Regions from separate parts of the Homo sapiens genome. Here region 1 is linked to region 2. The links are chromatin contacts, found by Hi-C or POLR2A ChIA-PET in ENCODE. All regions are on one chromosome and are shown on one strand. The core of a region is the stretch at or near the end of the contact, and the rest is flanking DNA. Distances in the headings are between cores, read along the strand shown. Region 1 overlaps CDH23 (cadherin related 23). Region 2 overlaps CDH23 (cadherin related 23).

Region 1 (3,982 bases), core at 1,129-3,628, 53 kb after region 2:
TGAGCACTTTTCCCCTGGCAGGCCCTGCCCTGGCCCATCTCAGCTGGGTGTGTCTCCCAGCGCCCCTTATGGCTTCACAGGTAAACATCACCCTCCTGGACATCAATGACAACCACCCCACGTGGAAGGACGCACCCTACTACATCAACCTGGTGGAGATGACCCCTCCAGACTCTGATGTGACCACGGTAGGTGGTGGCAGAGCAGCAGAACTGCCAGGCGGCCCTTCCCAGGGGTCTGTGCCCCTCCCACTGCGATTCCAGGGGGCCTTCCCCTATGGGGCTGGTGGACTCTGTGTCCCTCTGAGCTGGCTCTTGCAATAGAGTTCTAGCGGTTCTCCTGCATGGTGAAAGGCAGTCAGAGGTCAAGGGAAAGCCCTCATCCGGCCTCCAGTGTCAGTAGGCCTCAGGCTTTGTCAAAGGGAGCTTCAGGCAGCCCAGGGACAGTGGCAGGGGAGCTCTGGCCGGTTCCGCTTGTGAGCCACACGTGCCCTTAGAGCCCAGGACTCTGGCCACCCCCTCTGGAGAGCTCCCACCCCTACACTGCACAAGCCCCAGCTCCACCCCAGCACCTGTCTTTCACTGCTGTGCCCCTGCAGTCATCCATCTGGGTCACCTCCCCCACGGGCTGGCCCCCACGGCTGCCCAGCAGGGGTTTTGTTCACCTCAGGAATTTTCTGGCACAGGTTTGCCAGGTTTGCACAGGCCCCTGTGTGTGTTGTGTGCTCATGTGCAGGAATGTGCACAATTCAGGGTGCAGAGGGGAGACACGGTCAAAGCCAGGGCATCTCCAGCGGAGACCAGAATCCTGGGGAAACTGAGGAAGCCCAGGTCCCACCCCCACACCATCTGCTCTGCTGGGAGGTCCACATTTTTCAGCCTTCTCCTCCCCCACCCTGTACACCACGTGGCCTTACTTGAGGAGGCTTGTCCCCACATGAACATCCCCACTGCCACCCACCCAGCCCTGTGGGGGACATGAATCCTGGCAATTGACTGAACACCTGGGATGTGCTCTGAGCCTCCCCTGAGGGCTTCTCAGGAACTCTCTCCTCCTCACTGTAATCTCACAAGGCAGAGGGATTCCGTTGCCACTGCACTGTGGAGGAGACAGACTTAGAGCTTAAAGGCTTGCCCAAGGTCCCAAAGCTAGTAAAGGGTGCGGTCAGGACTCGAACCCTGGTCTGTCTGACTTGGAGACAAGGGATTAGAAACCACCTGGCCCAGTCCTTATTCCTCTGGGAGGGGGCACCCACACACCAGCTGACAGCCAGTCAGTGAACAATGTGGAAAGGAAGATAGGCATGACGGCCAATCCTTCCCTCCCTCTTTGTCCTTCCTTCCAGGTTGACCTCCTCTCCCATCCAGAGCCACTGCCAAGTATGGCTCTGGCACTGGAATAGGCACAGTGGAATAGGGCAGAGGTGAGGGATCTGGAATCTGCGATTTTTTTCAAAGCCCCGTAGAGGAATTCCTTCCAGCCCAGGGCCAGGTTTAGAAACCAGGACCCTCGCCCTTTGACACAGCTCTCTAGGCTCTTTGGTGGGTGCTCTCTGCTGCCGCCTTGTGGGCACTGCACTGGCCCAGGGTAACCTCCTCCCCACCCCAGCCAGGGATTCCAAGAGCTGGGGCTGGATCTCACCTCTGAACACCTTCTGGTCAACCCTCACCTTTCCCTTAGGTTTTTGGGAAATTCCTCCCAAAGGGGATTGAGGGGCAGGTGAGGAAGGTTGCTCTGGGAAAAGGGGGCTGCACAGGACACCAGCCTGGATTGCCGTTATCAAATAGTACACCCGGCAGACAAGGCGTGGGTGTGCCAGGTGAGGACTGCACACAGTCTTGGGCATCTGCAAGCTTTGGTCCCCCCGCCCTTCACCAGGTCTCCTGCCCTCCACATGTCCTTCTGAGCCATGAGCAGGCATGGACAATGGACCAAGGACCTGCTGCCCAGTGCCTCCTCACTTTCCAGGAAATCCACGAGCTATCAGGGAATGCCTACTGCATGCCAGGCCCCACGCTTGTCAGGCTGAGGGTACAGGAAGCAACACCAGGCCAGGTGCAGTGGCTCACGCCTGTAATCTCAGCACTTTGGGAGGCCAAGGCAGGCAGATCGCTTGAGCCCAGGAGTTTGAGACCAGTATGGGCAACATAGTAAGATCCCCACCCCCTTTATAAAATTTTTTTTAAGTAGCCAGGTGTGGTGGTGCACACCTGTGGTCCCAGATACTCAGGAGGCTAAGGCAAGATGATTTTTGAGCCTGGATGATAGAAGCTGCAGTGAGCCAAGATCACACCACTGCACTCCAGCCTGAGTGACAGAGTGAGACCCTGTCTCAAAAAAAAAAAGGAAGCTCCCGCCCTGCCTGCCTTTGGGGAGTGTCATGTCACTCTTCTATTCAAACCCCAGTGGTTCCCATCTCACCCTGTGCAAAAGCCAGAGCCCTTGCCAGACCTACAAAACCCGCAGGGTCTGCCCCATTGTCACCCCTGAGGAGTCAGCCGCATCATCCCTATCTGTAGTACAGAGCGGGTGTGGCTGTTCCACCGCTGGCGTCAGGTGGGCACAGGCTGGAGATTTTTGGTGCCCCAGGGTAGTATTTGAGACCTGAAAAATAAATGTGATGACCTGAAAGTTCAAAGATAAAAGGGCAAAATCAAAATTAAAACTTGTTATATGAAACATCTATCAGATGAAAGATGGCAGCTTTAGTAACTATGAAATTTAGTGTTTGTGAAAATTTCATTACATTCGAGGACAAATTGGAGGTTAGATTTTTCTAGAATTCTTGAAAATTTTCCAGAATTTTCTGGAATTCCCAGTTACGTATGATGATTGCCAGGAAATCAGAAATCAAGAAGCTTATATGTTAGTCAAGTTTGTCATAGCCAAATATTTTGAAAAGGAAGTTATAAAAATTATTTCCAATTTTATAGCCATAAAATGTATATATGCATACATATGTATATACATGGGTATGTCTCATTACCTTGGAGAGGACCCCCTGGAGACTTCTAGGGCCTCACAGTGCCCCAGGTTGAGGTAGGGTCTGTGGCCAAAGTGTGAGGTGAGGTGGCTACAGAGGGAATAGCTAACAGAGTTTCAGGTGACAGAAGGAGGAGGTGATATTTGAACAGGGGCTGGCCCACCACCTGACTCATCTCCCACCCCACCCTTCCCACACCCACCGCACACACCCACGCCCACAACCACCACCCATCCCCAACACACAGGCCTTTCGTTTCCCTGCACCCACTCAACTCTCCCCCAGCTCAGAGCCTTTGCACGAGCCCTTTCCTCCCTGACCCCTGCTCTTTTCATAGGTAGCTCATTCTGTTTCATCTGTCCCAGCTTAAAACGTCAGCTGTCTTAGAGAGGCCCTGCCTGACTACTGTCTAAAGTAGCTCTGACCCCTCTCCAAATTCTGTTTCCTGCAGAGCTGGACCCACAATCTGTGCTTATTTGTTTTGTAGGCTATTTGCTTATTAAGAGGCACGTGGTTTAGTGATTAAGCAGGCAGCCTCTGGTACCAAAATGCCCAAGTTCTCACTCTAGCTACACCACTTACCAGCTGTGTGACCTTGGGCAAGTTGCTTAACCTCTCTGTGCTCCAGTTCTTCTCATCTAAAAAATAGGGCTAGTAAGAGTCCCCACCCGATAGAACTGTGATCAGCGCTTACTGAGCCAAGACATAGGAAGCACTGGCACATGGGGAGTGGTCGGTAAATGGTAGCTGTCACCATCATCACTATCATTACCATCATCTGCTTCCTTTGCTGGAATCGCACTTGTCTTGTTCACTGTCAAACCATACTGCCTAGCACAGTTCCAGGCACATTGTAGGTGTTCAAAATATTTCAAAATATGTGTTGTTGAGGACTGATACAGCTGGTGAATATCTTACCTTTCCTTTCCCCTACCCCCTAGCTCAGCCAGGAGGTGGCTGGGTCTTCCTTGTCGGAGGTAGACTAGGGCGTATGGCCCA
Region 2 (4,648 bases), core at 2,149-4,648:
CCCCTCCCTCAGTCTGGTCTCCATGGTCTAGGGTGCAGCATAGGCAGCACCCTATGTAAAGCTCCCCAGGTAATTTTGATATGTGGCCAGTGGAGAACTACCCCTCTTTGCCTCTCCAACTGCTCACCTTTTTCTCGACTCCTATAGGTGCCTCCAAGCTACTCTCCCTGCCGCAGTGATGTCTTCCCAACCCTGGCTATGCAGTGTGGTTCCCTGGGGAGCACGAGAGAAATGTAGCTTTTCCCAGCCCCCAGAGATGATGACACACTGGCTCTGGGCATCTGCATTTCTTTTTAGAACGCCACTGGTGATTCTGTTGTGTATCTAGGGAGAGGAGGGCAGCACCGGTGTGATTCGCACGTGGCTGCAAGGCCACCTCCCTCTCCCCTGCTGCAGAGCTCAGAGTGGCTCCGTCTCGCTCATGGAAATAATGCCATCCTCAGGATGGCATCTGCCTGGGACTCCAAGCTTCTCGACATGGACCCTTTGCAAATAATAAGTCATTGATGATTCTTCTCCACACTCCGTGCCTTTGCTTAGGACAGTGCTCCTCAAAAGGTGGCTTCAGATCAGGATCAGCGTCGCCTGGAACTTGGTTAGAAATGCAAAGTTACAGGCCTCAACCCAGGCCTACAGAATCAGGAATTCCTGGGGGAGGGAGAAGAATCGGGGAGCAATCTGCAGGTGATTCTGAGACACGCTAAGGATCTAAGGATCAAGAACTCTGTGTTTAAAGCTACTTCCTCCACCCGAAATCCCTTTTCTGCCAGTCCAAAAGAGTCCAAAAATAATACCTTCTGACCAGACACAGTGGCTCATGCCTGTAATCCCAGCATTTTGGGAGGCTAAGGAGGGTGGATCATTTGAGGTCAGGAGTTTGAGACCAGCCTGGCCAACAGGCGAAAACCCGTCTCTACCAAAAACAAAAAACAAAAACAAAATACAAAAATTAGCCGGGCATGGTGGTGTGCACCTGTAGTCCCAACTACTCGGGAGCCTGAGGTGTGAGAATCGCTTGAACCTGGGAAGTAGAGGTTGCAGTGAGCCAAGATTGTACCACTGCACTCTGGCCTGGGCAACAGAGCAAGCTTCCATCTAAATAATAATAATAATAATAATACCTTCCTTCATTCCTAACACCAGCTCAGAACTCCCCTTCTTGGGGCAACCTCCTCTGCTTGTCCTCCCCTTAGACTGGGCCCTGGAGCGCTCAGATGGTACATCTCAGTTTGTTCTGGTAACTAACATTGCTGACTGCAAGGCCAATGCATTTCACACTGTGGACTCGTGCTGCCAATGGGGAATGCCCGCATCAGACATGAGCTCCACTTCCTTGGCTGGGGCAGCAGCACAGGGTTGTGGGAAGGTGCATTGGCCCAGAAGCTGGCCCGGCCTCTTTTTTTTTTTTTTTTTTTTTTTGAGATGATGTCTCACTCTGTCGCCCAGACTGGAGTGCAATGGCATGATCTCGTCTCACTCCAACCTCCGCCTCCCGGCTTCAAGCAATTCTCCTGTCTCAGCCTCCCGAGTAGCTGGGATTACAGGCGTGCATCAACATGCCCAGCTAATTTTTTTGTATTTTTGTAAAGACGGGGTTTCACCATGTTGGCCAGGCTGGTCTCGAACTCCTGACCTCAAGTGATCCACCCACCTCCGCTTCCCGACGTGCTGGGATTACAGGCATGAGCCACCGCACCCGGCCTGGGCCCGGCCTCTTATCCCCCACTCTGCCACCAGCTCCCTATGCAACCATGGGCTGCTCAGTCAACCTCTCTGAACTCAATTCCACTGGAGGGGCTGGAGGGGCCCGTGGGAGGAGTAGCAGTAACACACAAGGAAGAGCTGCTGAAGCCCAGGCACTCCCTGAGCACCCACTGTGTGTCATGGTCTGCTGGGGAATCTTCACCACCTGAGGCATGGTCTACAGCCTCAAGGGGCTGCTGACATTCCAGAATAATCACAGAGGGAACTGTAACCCAGTGATGCAAGTGCTCTGCAGCCATTAAGGAAAACAAAGCAAATACTTGGTACTTACAAAGTGTTTAGAATAGTGCCTGACCAAGAGTAGGTGCTAGGTTGTTAGTGTCCTCGTTCGCATCATCATCTATATGCACAGTTATGGACCAATCACCAAGATGTAGTTCTAAGTGAAAAGACTGGACACAGAGCAATGTGCATAGCATGCTGTTAGTGTCACAGCAGGGTGGCATGTACCCATAATGGTCATATAGGCATGGATTTCCTGGGGAAAGAGACCCAGGAATGGGGTGTGGTGGCTGCCCTGGGAGGTTTGTCAGTACCTGGGCTCAGGGGGAGAGGGAGAGGCGTGTGTTCCCCTTACACTTTTTAACTTCTGGAAAATTTGCCATGTCTCTGCTCATCATGTCTCTGACATTTTTTATGTTAGGAAAATAAAAACATGGGGGTGTTTGGGGTTGTTTCCTGCAGGGATTTTATCCAGGCTCCAGGGATGTAGGATGTAGGGATGGCCCCTCCCATCCCAGCCTACACTGAGGCCTTCTGGGTGAGAGTGGACAGAGATCAGGGAGACAGGAGCCCTTGCCCCCCCCTCACCTCCTCACCCTTCATGCCGTTGAGCCTCTTCTGGGTCCCATGCTTGTCCCTCTTCTTCACTGTCCAGCACACATGTGTGCACACTCACACAATACGCCTCCTCCAGACCCCAGAAGCTATGGCCCATCAGAGGCTGGGGACAGCTGCTCCTCTAGGGTGTGATCCTGGGGTCCCTCCCATGACCCAGGGTCTCACTGTCTTTTCTCTCTGGTTCCTTCCTCCTCTCCATACCTCTCCGGCTCCTTCTGTCTGTCTCCATATCCTTTGACTGACCGACTCCCATTGACAGAATTTGGTAAGTGAGCCTCTGAAGGGCAGGGGTTGGGCTTGGGGAGGGCTTGTGGTGGGCACAGTGGGGAGGGGCTTTGAAAAGGGCACAGCTCAGCCCTCCCCCACCCTCTCAGGCCCCCAGCTCCTGTGGTTGAGGGACCAAAGGTTCAGGGGAAGGAGAGGAGTTGGTGTCACCTGTTCAAACTGTCACACCCCACTGGCTTCAGCTATTAGTGCCCCTTCGGGCATTTAATTGGTCCCTTCCATGTGACGGGACGCATTCCACACCAGGGAGCGCTGCAACCTCCACAGCCTGACAGGCCCAGAGGAGCCTTGCCCCCACATCCCCTGGGGAGCCACTTTGGGCTGGGGCTCTGGAGCCCCGCGGCTTGCCTGGACCCCAGAATTGGCAAGAGAGGGCTTAGGGAGCTCAGCTTCCACCTCTCCATCCAAACCTCTGTGCCAGTAACAGGGCACAGGCCTGTCTCCAGGCTTTAAGAAAAGTCTAAATGCAGCAAGTGTATTTGCCAGTTTGCTAAAATGGGAAAAACCCAAGAGACTGATGGGTAAACGTTAGCATGCATTCATTCCACAAGTGCCTTTGAGCATTTAGGGGGCAGCCCCAGGGGCCCATGAATCTTGTGAACTCTCAGGCTTCACTGGGGGTATCACTTCCTGATCATTCCCCCTCTGCCCTGAGCGGGATGGGAACCAGCCTTGCAGGGACTATCCCCTTAGACCACGGAGAGTCTTTGGGGCCAGGGTGACCTCGCAGCCACCCTCTCACCAGGAACAGGTTTCTAAGAGGAGTCCCACAACATACCCTAAGCAACCAAGATGTGAGGGTGGGCTTCCCTTGCCAGCCACTGGTTCAAGAGAAAAGGGCCCATGTGCCAAGCTGGCCACTGGGCTAGGGGTGGGCTCTGCACCATAAGCCAGAGCCTCTGCCTCTGGACTGAAAGCCAAGGTCAGTGACCTACTGGGCACCTGCAAGAGAGGTCAGAAGGAGGCTCTTACACATCACAGGCCGCCTGCCCAGTTGGAGGGGAGTCTGGGGGCGCAGGTGATCCCCTTGCCCCAAGTGCAGGCAGGAAGAGGAAGTAGAATCACTTTCTGAGCAGGCCAGACCTCAGGGAGTCAGTAAGCTGAATCTCCCACCTTCAGCCATGTCTCCTCCCCATGATCTGGAGACTTCAGTCACATCACATGCTTTCTGTGAGGAGAGTCAGGTAGCATCTGAGGGGCTCTGTGAGCCACAGCCCTGGTTAGAATAATCAGAAATGCCTGAACTTGAGTGAGGCACCCACCTCCCTGAAATGATGGGCTTGGGCCTCTGGGACACAGCAGAACCTGTGATGGGGTGGCCACCCTGTGCTCAGTCTGGGATCCTGGGCCCCCCGGGACTGGCAACAGTGTGGGATCCCTGGCCATTCACATTGCCACTCAGTCTCTGGGTTATTCCCATTTCACATGTCAGCAAACCAGTGTTCTCCCTGCTGGACACGTTCCAGAGGAGGAGGGGAAGAACAGCATCTGCATCCCTTGTGTCCTCTCCTGGCCAAGCCTGTCATGGCCGCTTAACTGCTTCTCTTCTCTCCACTCCCCTCACATCCTCTCTCCTCCTCCTTCCTCTGTCTCCCCGCTGGGTCTTGCAGCTGGCCGGTCCCTCCGCAGCTGGGGTCACTGGGACAGAGAAAGGGAGCAGGAAATGGAGAGTGAACCAAACCACCTGAAGGGGACACTGTGGGCATCCGACAGCACAAGGAAGGAAAAGAGAGCCAGAGGAGGTTTCCAGAGGGCCTAG

Evidence for each region. Hi-C counts contacts between places; a loop is a spot of excess contacts on that map. ChIA-PET counts read pairs that join two places held with the same protein, here RNA polymerase II (POLR2A). Pooled maps may share reads with other maps.
Region 1: a loop to region 2 is called in a map of GM12878, with 2.5 times the contacts of the local background. The contact joins two enhancer-like sites. A Hi-C loop is called at or near these places in 5 of 168 maps with a recorded cell type or tissue (B cell, CD14-positive monocyte, GM12878 and 2 more), 12 of 37 single-sample maps with no recorded cell type and 6 of 50 pooled maps. POLR2A ChIA-PET finds 5 or more read pairs at or near these places in 5 of 52 experiments (H1, MCF 10A, OCI-LY7 and 2 more).

Annotation. Positions count from the first base shown.
Region 1 is chr10:71,695,338-71,699,319 of GRCh38, forward strand. It overlaps CDH23 (cadherin related 23), which reads left to right. Exons shown (of 70, transcript NM_022124.6): 22 at 81-188. Among named protein-coding and RNA genes, the nearest start is that of C10orf105, 22 kb to the right of the region's middle. Within about 2 kb of position 2,379, at least 3 of the 41 ENCODE cell types and tissues checked have a DNase peak (open chromatin) inside an H3K27ac peak, as active enhancers do.
Region 2 is chr10:71,640,998-71,645,645 of GRCh38, forward strand. It overlaps CDH23 (cadherin related 23), which reads left to right. Exons shown (of 70, transcript NM_022124.6): 12 at 2,864-2,869. Among named protein-coding and RNA genes, the nearest start is that of C10orf105, 76 kb to the right of the region's middle. RefSeq lists enhancers at 1,721-2,365, 3,167-3,366, 3,807-3,856. Within about 2 kb of position 3,399, at least 2 of the 41 ENCODE cell types and tissues checked have a DNase peak (open chromatin) inside an H3K27ac peak, as active enhancers do.